2 separate regions of the Homo sapiens genome follow, and region 1 is linked to region 2. Evidence: chromatin contacts called from ENCODE Hi-C or POLR2A ChIA-PET data. All regions are on one chromosome and are shown on one strand. Each heading gives the region's core, a stretch centred on a gene start or an enhancer-like site at or near the end of the contact. The rest is flanking DNA. Distances are from core to core; before and after follow the strand shown. Region 1 has its middle 24 kb from the start of OOSP3. Region 2 holds the start of CBLIF (cobalamin binding intrinsic factor).

What was found. A loop is a pair of places that touch in the nucleus more often than their neighbours do. ChIA-PET counts read pairs that join two places held with the same protein, here RNA polymerase II (POLR2A). Pooled maps may share reads with other maps.
Region 1: a map of Caco-2 shows a loop between it and region 2 (3-fold over the local background). The contact joins the enhancer-like site here to the promoter of CBLIF in region 2. A Hi-C loop is called at or near these places in 5 of 168 maps with a recorded cell type or tissue (Caco-2, HL-60/S4, OCI-LY7 and 2 more) and 6 of 50 pooled maps. POLR2A ChIA-PET finds 5 or more read pairs at or near these places in 3 of 52 experiments (K562, WTC11 and activated CD4-positive, alpha-beta memory T cell).

The regions. Positions count from the first base shown.
Region 1 is chr11:59,899,591-59,905,541 of GRCh38, forward strand. No RefSeq gene overlaps it. Among named protein-coding and RNA genes, the nearest start is that of OOSP3, 24 kb to the left of the region's middle. Within about 2 kb of position 1,912, at least 3 of the 41 ENCODE cell types and tissues checked have a DNase peak (open chromatin) inside an H3K27ac peak, as active enhancers do.
Region 2 is chr11:59,841,984-59,848,097 of GRCh38, forward strand. It overlaps CBLIF (cobalamin binding intrinsic factor), which reads right to left and starts at 3,516. Exons shown (of 9, transcript NM_005142.3): 1 at 3,392-3,516; 2 at 1,896-2,072; 3 at 1,045-1,158; 4 at 460-600. The coding sequence starts at 3,470.

The DNA.
Region 1 (5,951 bases), core at 662-3,161, 56 kb after region 2:
AGCACCTGGGTGCAGACGGGCTGAGGCGTAAAATGGTGTCAGCCCTAAGTGAAGACGGGGCAGGGGTTTTATAGTTTCCTATAAACAGGAAGTGTCCCAGTCTGACGTAACTGCTACGTGGTACCCGGATGGCCTCTCTCTCGATCTGCAGGGGGCACATGTCTTCTGGCCAGCTCACTTCCTGCTTCTTCTATCTTGCTGAGGCACAGTGCTGGTGCAAGTGGCCTTGCGCCTTGGGACTGGGCCTGAGGAGGGAGGAGTTACTCATCCCCCTAAGCTTTCAGGCCCTGGGGAGAATCTTTCAATAAAATCATCAATGGCTGTAACAGCCTGGTAGGAATGGACTATATAATAATACAGCAGGTGCTCAATAAATATTTGTTGCATTTCAGTAAAAGCAGAATAAACTTTGAAAATAATAAAAGGCTGAGTGCAGTGACTCACACCTGTAATCCCAGCATTTCGGGAGGCCGAGGTGGGCAGATCGCTGGGGCCCAGGAGTTGGAGACCAGCCTGGGCAAGATGGCGAAACCCTGTCTCCATCAAAAAATATAAAAATTTGCCAAGAGTGGTGGCAGGCACCTGTAGTCCCAGCTCCTTGCAGGTGGGCTGAGGTGGAAGGATCGCTTGAGCCTGGGAGGTTAAGCGTGCAGTGAGTCAAGATCACACCACTGCACTCCAGCCTGGGCAACAGGGCAAGACCCTGTCTCAAAATAATAATAATATATAGTTTTACACCAAAAGTTTCGGGGAAAAATGAGTTTGCTGGAGTTAATTTATACTTTCATGCATTACCACAAAGATCTCCAGTTACATAACTATCAATAGCCATTTCCACTCATCTCCCCCTCGAATCATAGCCTAATGGAACGTTTTGAAAGCTTCTTTATTTAATATTTCTTTTATGTCCTTTGAAGGGAGCACTTCAAAAGTGAAAGCATCAGAACATAAAATATATTTATGCATAGCAAGCCTTCTTGAATGGAAATGACACACTCTGGATTGAATAATACAGTAGCCTCATTCATATGTAGTTATTTAAATTGGATTAATGTCTGCCTGAGTTTATTTGAACTAACAGAATGTATCTGAAGATATTCAGGAATGAAGTTTATATTTAAAATAGCTTATGTTAAAGAAAATACCTGTGATTAATTCAGAGGGAAATAAATGCATGGTATAAAAGAAAACCCAAAACTTGAAAAATAATACTGTAGCCTGGGCAACACAGTAAAAACTGCACGTTTGTGCAGCATAACATCTTCCGGCTTATTGGCTGAGGTGTTAAGTTTATTCCTTTTATGCAGATGTCCTGTTACAGTCAGCCAAGCACTAAAGCTTTGCATTTATGTGTACTTTGCTATGGGGGAAAGAACCTTATGATTAATAAGACACATATCAAATGCGTAGTCAATCATCCCCGCCCCATCCCTGGAGCTGTAACCCAAAACTGTTAAACTAAAAATCTTTTTAATATCTTTAAATACATGCATGTCAAGAACATTCAAAAGTTCTTGCAGCAATTTTGATAGAACATTTTCTCTCCCAACAATTAACACCACTTAATTAAGATTAATCTGTGGCCCAGTCTATTTAAATAAATGCCATATTTATTTTACTTATTTAGAATTTGCCATTCTCAGAAAAAAAACTCTTTGTACATTGGAAATGAAAAGCATATTGCAGTTTGGTCTTAATTTCCACGTGAATGTCACGCTTAATTTTAAATAAATTTTTGGGGAAAAATGTATTTTATTTTTAGCATGCAATTTTATGCCCAGGTTAGACTAGGGATTTGGCTGATGTTCTGGAATCTCATTGTACTGTTAAGTAATGAGCATGCTCAATGACACACCCTGTCAGGGGTTGTGAGAAAGCTGCAGTGTTCAGTTTCCCACCCGTTTCCTTTTCCTGCTGTCTCTCTCTGACTCATTCCTGCTTCTTACTTTCCCTTTTCCTTCTTTGTCCAAACATTACATTTCTAGGCAAAGATAAAAGAGGAAATAGTGATGTCCTGAAAGGGATTCAGAACAAAGTAGCATGGCCTTTGGTGAAAGCTTCACCTATGGGAAATAATTGAGAATTGTGCTGTGCTTGCAATGTCAGAATCAGTACTGTTTTTTTTTTTTTTGTATTGGTGAAAATATTCCACGTACCTAAAGGGAGAGCATCAGGGAGTTTGCAAATTCTTCACAAGGATCCAGAAAAAGCTTAGAGGTGGAGAGTCATGATTTTCCTGTTGGCTTAGTTGAATAGCCGTAATCTTTCATTTTCTACTACCACTAAGTTAGGGGGAATGACATTGAACTACCTCATTAGCAGCCTTGCCTGGATTAACTACTGATTGAAAAAGTGTGCTGGAAATAGCCTTTGTTTTTGTTGAAGCTCATCCTACACACTAACATTTGCTTACAGTAAGCATGGATTATTTTGTCTCTGCCAAGCTGTGTTCTGTATTATATTTTTACTTCAATGTGTGGTTATTGCTAGAATTCCTACAAAAATGCCTTTGTAGATATTTTTGTACGTAGTTTAATAGATATTTGGTTTAAGGAGGCTGCAACATTTGCATAAAGTACCTGAAAACTCAAGAACCATTGATAAGTGAGATCTCTCAAAATGAGCTGATACATTAAAGAGGACCTTAAAACAGAAAAAAGTAAATATATATAAAAAAAGTTCTAAAGAGAGAAAAAAAGCACTTCCATTGATCCCCTGCCCCCCTGGATTAGTCCCATCCATGGGAAGTTATCTATATCTTATACATTTATGTACATATCTTCCATTTTTGAAAGATAGGTTTATAAAATAATAAAAATTTCAGAAATAAATAGCATGTAGATAGGTAACATAAAAAAAAGAAAAATGATGAAAACTGAGGTAGTTTGGAAAGCCTAAACCATTTTTTGAGGGTATAGTCCATATTTAGCCAAAGCACAAACGTACATCTTCTAATTTTCAAAAGAATGCAGAAGGTTAGTATAAAATTTCCTGCTTTTTAATGTTAGTTATAAAACATTTAAAAAGCAATAGTAATAGGAAAGAGTTACCAATATTTGATCTTTGATAATAGAATAAATGAAGCAAAATGACTGTCATATGGTAGCTGCTCAATACATGTTACTTCTCTTTTGCACACTAGTTCCAAAATACTTGCTGACTGCAGGACAGCTGTTTTAGTTGCTAAGCCCTGAACTTCCCTTCACACTCAGGCGGACTCTGGGAGTATTCGCTTTATTGTCTGCCTTGAAGTTTCCATTTCTCTAAGGAGCTCTGTGAGTCTATGATGGCCCTTCAGAGAACATGTAACACAAAACATCACATTCTTTGCCAACTATTCATGTTGTATCTTTCTACTTTTTGACCCTTTACTCTTTTAAGAAACTGGCCATGTGTAGAAGTGGAACATGCTTTGCTTGCTTTGCCCTACTATTGCCTGATATATTCATGTAAGTAGCTCCAGACACTCCAGCGAGTTTACCTATGGAACCTTCCAGGAGAAGACGCTCCCCCTGTGCCATTCTGGCTTGAAGCTTCCTCATATAAGGTGCTGCATCATTTGCAATGAGTAGGAAAACATGTAACAGGTCTCCAGAGTCATCTGATTTCAGTATCTAATCCCTCCAATCACTGGGTGACAGAGTTTAGTCACAGAAAGCCATCAGCTTATGATAGTTGAGGTAATTCAATGTCTGTCTTACATTTAAAAGAATGAGGCAAAATAATTTTTTTATAGTAATATACATATCTGGAACAGCCAAAGGGACTGGCTTTAAGTAAATTTAAAATAGTAAGAGAAATCAGTAAATTATCATTTTAAAAGTAATGACACTCAATAGAATTAATGTACTTAATATACATGCATATTAAACATAAAATATAGAAAATGCATGATATGTATGATATGTACTATATATAGAAAATACATACAATGATCACAAGCATAATAAGTACGTTTCATGTTTGTTATAGGTTACAAATATTGCAGAAATGAAATTTTGGTCACAGTGGCAAACAAACATACAACATTTAGAAAAGAAATATAAGACACATGTAGCACCTTTAAAGAGGAAGTCTTAAAAAATCTGGAATATGGGATGGCTGGGTCAAAGGGTATTTCTAGTTCACAATAGCAAATACTTGGAACCAACCCAAATGTCCATCAATGATAGACTAGATTAAGAAAATGTGGCACATATACACCATGGAATACTATGCAGCCATAAAAAATGATGAGTTCATGTCCTTTGTAGGGACATGTATGAAGCTGGAAACCATCATTCTCAGCAAACTATCGCAAGGACAAAAAACCAAACACCGTGTGTTCTCACTCATATGTGGGAATTGAACAATGAGAAGAACACTTGGACACAGGAAGGGGAACATCACACACCGGATCCTGTTTTGGGGGAGGGGGGAGGGGGGAGGGATAGCATTAGGAGATATACCTAATGTAAATGACGAGTTAATGGGTGCAGCACACCAACATGGCACATGTATACATATGTAACTAACCTGCACGTTGTGCACATGTACCCTGAAACTTAAAGTATAATAAAAAAAAAATATAAAAAAATCTGGAATATAACAAGATTGAATAAAGAGAGATAATACATTGCTACTGGATAGGAAATACCATATAAATACACCAAATTTTCTTTAATAAATCTAAAAATTTTATAGAATTCCAATAAAAATAACAATGGGAACTTTTGGAGGAAACTAATACAATGGTTGTAAAGTTGATTCAAAAGAATAAACATGGCAGAAGTTCCAATAAATTTTTTTAAAAAGAAGCGAGGCTTTTTTCTATATTAAAATATATTATAAAACTAGAGTGTTTACACACTTTAATAGTGATGCAAGAATAGATACTCAAAAGAGCAAAGAAACTTCAGGAACAGAACTAAATATGTAATGAAATACTATGTAATTATTGGCTAATTAGAATCAATGGATGAGCCAGGTGCAATGGACTTTGTTCTGTGGAAACAGTTATATAGATGTCCAACAAAATATATTTTAGGATATTAATGTATAATGAAAATTTGAAAATTGCTGAAATATTCACCAAGAGATCATGGGTTAGTCAAATATCTCTACCATATATTTTTATACGACTTTTAAAAAGTGGTGGATACTTAGCTACTGGTTCAGAGTGATGTCAACAAAGTAGTAATTGCAGATGGCAGAATAGTATGGCATCATGTTTTTATGAAGACAGCTATGTCTATAAAAGGCCATATATCAAGCTGATAATAGTGATTACCTCTGAGGGCAGGTGAGACTACAGAATTTCTTATTTATTTACTTTTATATATTTTTAATTTTGTTTTTCAAGAGACAGGGTCTCATTCTGTTGCCCAGGCTGGAGTACAGTGGGGCCATCATAGCTCACTGCAGCTTTGAACTTGTGGGCTCAAGTGATCCTCCCACCTCAGCTTCCCAAGTAGCTGAGACTACAGGTGTGTGCCACCTTACCTGGCTTATTTATTTATCCATAAGTTATTGGGGTACAGCGGGTATTAGTAGGGATTTGTGAAATTTTGGTGTACCCATCACCTGAGCAGTATGTACTGCACCATATTTGTAGTCTTTTATCCCTTGCCTCCCTCCCCACTCTTCGCCCCAAGTCCCCAAAGTCCATTGTATCATTCTTTTTTTTTTTTTTTTTTTTTTTTGAGATGGAGTCTTGCTCTGTAACCCAGGCTAGGGTGCAGTGGTGCGGTCTCGGCTCACTGCCAGCTCCACCTCTCTGGTTCATGCCATTCTCCTGCTTCAGCCTCCCAAGTAGCTGGGACCGCAGGCGCCCACCACCACTCTTGGCTAATTTTTTTGTTATGTTTAGTAGAGACGGTGTTTCACTGTGTTAGCCAGGATGGTCTCCATCTCCTGACCTCGTGATCTGCCCGCCTTGGCCTCCCAAAGTGCTGGGATGACAGGCATGAGCC
Region 2 (6,114 bases), core at 2,266-4,765:
TATCACGAGTTAGGGTTCCGAGAGTAGCTGTTTAATGGAGAGAGGATATTTGGATGTAATGAGGAGAAGCATCGAAAAGAATGGAGTGTGGGAGCATCAGTAGTGATTAAAGAGAGGATGCAGAGGAGAACTGAAGCAAGACATTCATATTTAATTTGGGAAGAACTTCTGACTTGAATGGCATTACTATTGTTCCCAGCGGAGATTCTGTAGCTGCCAGACATATCAAGTATTATCAATTGTCCTTGTTTCTACATAATACTACCCCCTCTTCCTTCACTTACTCCTCAATTCACCTGCCCAACAAACATCTGGTAAATATCTCCCATCCACAGGCACGTTCACATCCTTAGCTCCTCCTCCATGGGACGCTCTCCTTTGTCACTTCCCTGCCAGCTCCACCATTCAGTTCACGATGCCTCTGATGTTCCCAGCTCGGGGTAGTGGTGACCTACTCACCTACATTGAAGGGAGAGGAGTTGGCCAGCAGGGTCTTGGCAAAGCGGACGGCTATCGGCAAGGTCGCCTCAGAGTTCTTCTGGCACAGTGCCAAGATCGCTAGACTGGGCCCATAGAAGGCTGATGCTTCAGCGTTGGGGCCTCCGAAGGGGATAGAGAACCTTCATCAGACTCACAGTCACCACGATGAGGACATTTGCAAAGAAGGAAAAGCCAAGCCTTTGAAAAGGAAATTGCTAGAAAACCTGCCCCCAAAGAGAGACACAGCATAGGCAAAGAGCAACTTCAGTGTTTTTCAAAAGAATGTCATCAGGCATCTGCAAAGAATAAAAGGGATGACTCTGTGTCTTTAGACAGGTGATGGCTGGACAAGCTTGTGTCCTTGGGATCATGACCTTTTCTAGTTCATTTTGGATTGGAAATGAATCTTTCTGGTCTGGATTATCAGAAGGACCAGAGTGAAGGATACATTGTCTCTTCCCTAACTTGCCTTTCTCTCCACCCCCACCCTTTTCCTTTCTGGGTTTAAAATTCTTAGGTAAAACCATATGCCTGACTCTTTTCTCCCTTCCAGTCAGGTCTTACTGGAAGGTGCCCAGTTCTCCATTTGTCTTTGTAGAATGGATACTTTATCCCCAGGGTCTCGGCAGGAGGAGGTGAGGGCCATGATGGTGAGGCCGAGCTGCCCAATGGTTAGATCTGCAGAGAAGAGAACACAACGGTTAGACAGAGACATCCTCAGGGGACAGCTCTCCAGGAGCCAGTGATGAGTTCTCTGCTTTTTATCTAGAGCATTTTGACTTTTTAATAATATGAGCAGTTCTTTGATCTGTCTTTCCAAAGAAAAAAATATGGAAGAATACGTAAGGGAATATTTAATCTAGTGGCCTCTGTGTAACTTGATGACTCTAGTATTTGGTATTTGAGAATCCCTGGTATTTGATTAGAAAAGCAGCAAAATACTCATATAGATTTATATACAGAAATTTACAGTTGCAAAATAATTTAAACTTTATCTAACTTGAGCCTGCAGGCAGCTCCTGGGAGATAGGCAGAACAGAGATTTTATTATTATTATCATTGCTATTAGTAGTAGTAGGGTTATTGTTACTACAATCATCTGCAAGGTGAGGCTGAGCAGTATCCAGTGACTTGTCTCAGATCCCAGAGTTATGACGTGGCAGAGCCAGAACCAGAAGGCTGCTCTTTCGACGTCTAGTCCAGAGCTCTCCCTGCTTTACTGACCTCCTCCATGAATGCTCTGACTTCACACATGTTTCTTTCCAGGTACCTTCCAGGTATGTAAGGAAAGGTGTTTGGGTAGTTTATTTACAGTCAGAGGCAGCATTGGGGTGGGAAGGACGCTGAGTTGGAATCTGGAGGTGGTATGTGATGTGTGAGATTCAGGGAGAGTGCGAGCGGCTCAGATGTCTCACCGTTGTTGTCGCTGGACATGAGCTGGTAAGTCAGGAGCTTCTGGGCCTTCAAGTTGTAGGCTCCGGCCAGATTCATGGCAATCAGGATGCTGGGGTTTGGGTAGGCTGATGAAGTCACCGAGTTCTCCATGAGTACTTGTATTCCATTGACCAAGGGCTCCTGTGCTGAGGGAACGGCTGAGAAGAGGAAAGCCATTTACTCACCTTCTAACCCTCATTCCTTCTCAAAAACATTATCCCCGTGTCTTTGATGCTTTTTCTTTCTTTCTTTTTTTTTTGAGACAGTGTTACTCTTGTTGCCCAGGCTAGAGTGCAATGGCACGATCTCGGCTCACTGCAAACTCTGCCTCCCAGGTTCAAGTGATTCTCCTGCCTCAGCTTCCTGAGTAGCTGGGATTACAGGTGTGCACCACCACGCCAGGCTAATTTTTGTATTTTTAGTAGAGATGGGGTTTCACCATGTTGGCCAGGGTAGTCTCGAATTTCTGACCTCAGGTAATCCACCCTTCTTGGCCTCCCAAAGTGCTGGGATTACAGGCGTGAGCCACCTCGCCTGGCCATCTTTGATGCCTTTTAGGAGAACACTTGATTAGCATTAGTGTCCTAAGTCACTAAAGAGAAATGGAGAAAATGGTGAGATTTTACTTTTGAGGACAATTAGTTTCTACATCTTCTCAAATAATCCATATCCTTAAGAAAGTGATTTTTAAATTTAGTAACTTCAAGCAATATGGCTCATGACATTTCTCATAGTTTCTATCACTTTCCTGGAAATCACTGATTTCCTTGCATTCATTTTTTTCCTTACTCTTTCATGAAGAGTATTAAAGATTTGGGATATAATTTATCCTCAGTGAGTACCAAAATCTCTCACTAGTATGTAGTGGTGTCTGGTCACAATAGCCACTGAGTGTCTGTCTTTGTACCATCAACCATTATTCCTGCAGTAGTACTTCCATCTCTATTATTTTTATTTATTGATTTTTTGAGACAGGGTGCTGCTGTGTCATCTAGGCTGGAGTGCAGTGGTGTGATTATAGCTCACTGCAGCCTCGACCTCCTGGGCTCAAGCGATTCTCCTACCTCAGCTTTCTGAGTAGCTGGGACCACAGGTGCATGCCACTGCGCCCAGCTAATTTTTTATTTTTATTTATTTATTTTTTTTGTAGAGATGGAGTCTCACCATGTTGCCCAGGCTGGTCTTGAACTCTTGGGCTCAAGCAATCCTCCTGCTTCAGTCTCCCAAAGTGCTGGGATTACAGGTGTGAGCCACTGCACCTGGCCCCATCTCTCTTAATAAAAAACATATAGACTTGTCTCTCAAAGAACTTATGCTATTAAGTCAGGAAGGATGAACAGCACACAATCACACTCAGACTTACCCATTTTGGAATTCCTATAGTGATTGCTATTTTCAACCACTCAGTGTCAGAGGTCACAGCCCCTTCCCCAGGGCAACTGCTTCCCTGACCTCCTTGGAAAAACATCATACTCACAGCATGAACTCTGGGTCTGGGTACTAGTCCCAGCTGTAGCCCAGAGAAGGCTCAGGAGGTAGAGGGCAAACCAGGCCATCTCACTCTCTCGTCTATGTCTCTCATCCACAGGTACCGCGATTTGCAAGTGGAATATTTCTTTACCTTCTCTTATATGTGCTTCCCTTTGTTAAATAATCTGTCCCCAACCCAGCCTCTCCTAACTGCCCCTGTGCTGACCTCTCCTTTCCTGATACAAGTAAGTAAATTTTCATTTGCTTATCTAAGTTTACCGACTATAGACCCTCCAAGGTGTCTGAAGGTGACTTCTAGGTTGCACAGTCATATGAGAAACCTGGGGCTGGGTATGCAGTGAAGGCAATGTTGAGAAAATGTCCTTTACCAAAGGCCTGGGTCAGACATCAGGAAGTTTGGATAATGTGCTAGTATCAACAAGACCTCTTCTAGCCCTTATTGTATCCAATCAGTTACCAGGCTGCTTTTTAGTAACTACTTCACTGGGATTTAGGCCATTCATAGGCATCAGCTCATTTTATGATCCTAGACACCTGCTTTACAACATGTCCTTTTAGGCTCTCAGGCAGGGATCTGCCAGGTGACATCTGGCTTTGTGAAATTAATGATGTCTACCTGGACCTGGATTCTAGCCTAGACTCTTTGAAGTTGTTTGACTTTAGGCAAGAAATGGACCTCGGTTTCCCAGAAATGGTTTTGTTTGATTTCTCTTTCCTTATCTGGAGATAAAAGCCATCTCAAACACCCAAAGCTTTCAGATATTATCTTTTAAAGTAAGTAATTAGAAAATGTGAGATCCATTAAGAATACATATTTCAGATGTGTAGCTACATTATAATGCAAATTATACTTCTTTATAAGGGAGAACTGAAAATGGTATGTTGAAATTATAAAGAAAGGAGTTTTGTTTGTTTTTTTCCTGCATGTAAAGTAGCTCATTTTAAGGGGATATTCTCCAGTGGCGCCCATCTTAGCATAAAAGTCAAAGCCCTTTTCATGACCTATAAGACCTTAGAAGATCTGGCTCCTGGTTTCCTTTCTGACCTCAGCTCCAGGCGTTTTCCCCTTTGCTCACACCGCTCCCATCACACAGAACTTCTTGTGCCCCTTGAACACATCAGCTACCTTTGCACATGATGTCCCCCTCAGCCCAGGACCCTCTTCTTTTAAATAGCCTCATGGTGGCTTCCTCACATCCTTCATGTCTCTGCTCAGAGGTAAGCTTTTAGAGACGCCTTCCCAGGCCACCCTACATAAGATCCTACATCCTCACCTCCACTGACACCCCTCATGCCCCTCGCCTGCTATAACTCATTGCCCTCTGTCGCACTAAGTGTGTGGTTGTTTATCGTTTGTTTATCTCCCTACTAGAATGTCTGCTCCACGAGGGAGGGGCTTTGTCTCTTTGGCTCACTGCTCTATCCTTAGCCCTTACAACACTACCTAGCTCACAGTAGAAATAAAATACTTTTTGAATGAGTGAATTAATGAGCAAATGTAAGACATGGGTAATAAAGCATTTTTTCCCCCTTGGGAAACATGGGTGAGTTTTGTGAGATGAGAGCACAGGGTACATACTGGGGTGTGCTGGACAACTTCTAACATGGCCCTGTGTTTTCACCTCCCGGTATTCATGCCTTGTGTAGTCCTCTTCCCTAGAGTGTGGGCTGGCCTGGGGCCACATTCTATTATAATGAATATAATGCAGCAAAGGTGATGGGATGTGGTTGCAAAAGACCGATTTCCCTCTTGCTTGCCTTCTCTCTCTTGCCCTTCCTGCTCTCATGAAGGCAGCTGCTAAGTGTGAGCTGCCTTATGGAGAAGCCCACATATGGCCCCTGAGAGTAGCCTCCAGCCGATATTCAGGGAGAAAAGAACCCTTCCCCAGTGAGCTTTGAGATGAAGGCAGCCCCAGCTGACATCTTGATTGCAGCCCTGGGAGAGACCCTCCTAAGCCAGAGGACCCATGTAAACCCTCCCTGGACTCCTGACCCACAGAAACTGTGGGATAATAAATGTTGTCTTAGGCCCCTAAGTTTTAAAGTCACTTGTTATGCAGCAATATATATCCAATACATGGTACATGGTGGAAGATGAGGCTGGAAAGACAGTTGGCATCTACTTGGTGGACAGCCTTGCATGCTGTGTGAAGGAGTAGGAGGCAGAATAATGGCACTGCCCACACACCGCCAAATGCCCATGCCCTAATCCCTGGAACTTGTGAACATGTTACGTGGGTTATATGGCCAGGAAGAATTAAAGATGCACATGGAATTAAGGTGGCTAATGAGCTGACTTTAAGAGAGGAAGGTTAGCTTGGATCATCTGGGTGGGCTCAATGTCATCACAGAGGTCCTTGTTAGTGGCAGAGGAAGGCAAGAGCGTTAGAATCAGAAAAGCAAATGTGATGTTAGAGGCAGAAGTCAGAATGATGCAATTGCTGGCTTTGTAGGTGGACAGGGGCCATGAGCCATGCAACGTGGGCAGCCTCCAGAAGCTGGAAAAGGCAAGGAAATGGATTCTTCTTCACAAGCTCTGTTACTAGGGGAGCCCTACGGAAATAGCTGGGAGGGCTTCTTATTTTCTTAAACTGTTGTTTTCCCTTAGCCTTTTTTTTTTTTTTAAGATTGTCCCTGTTCCTTTTTTTTCTTTTTTTTTTAATTATACTTTAAGTTTTAGGGTACATGTGCACAATGTGCAGGTTAGTT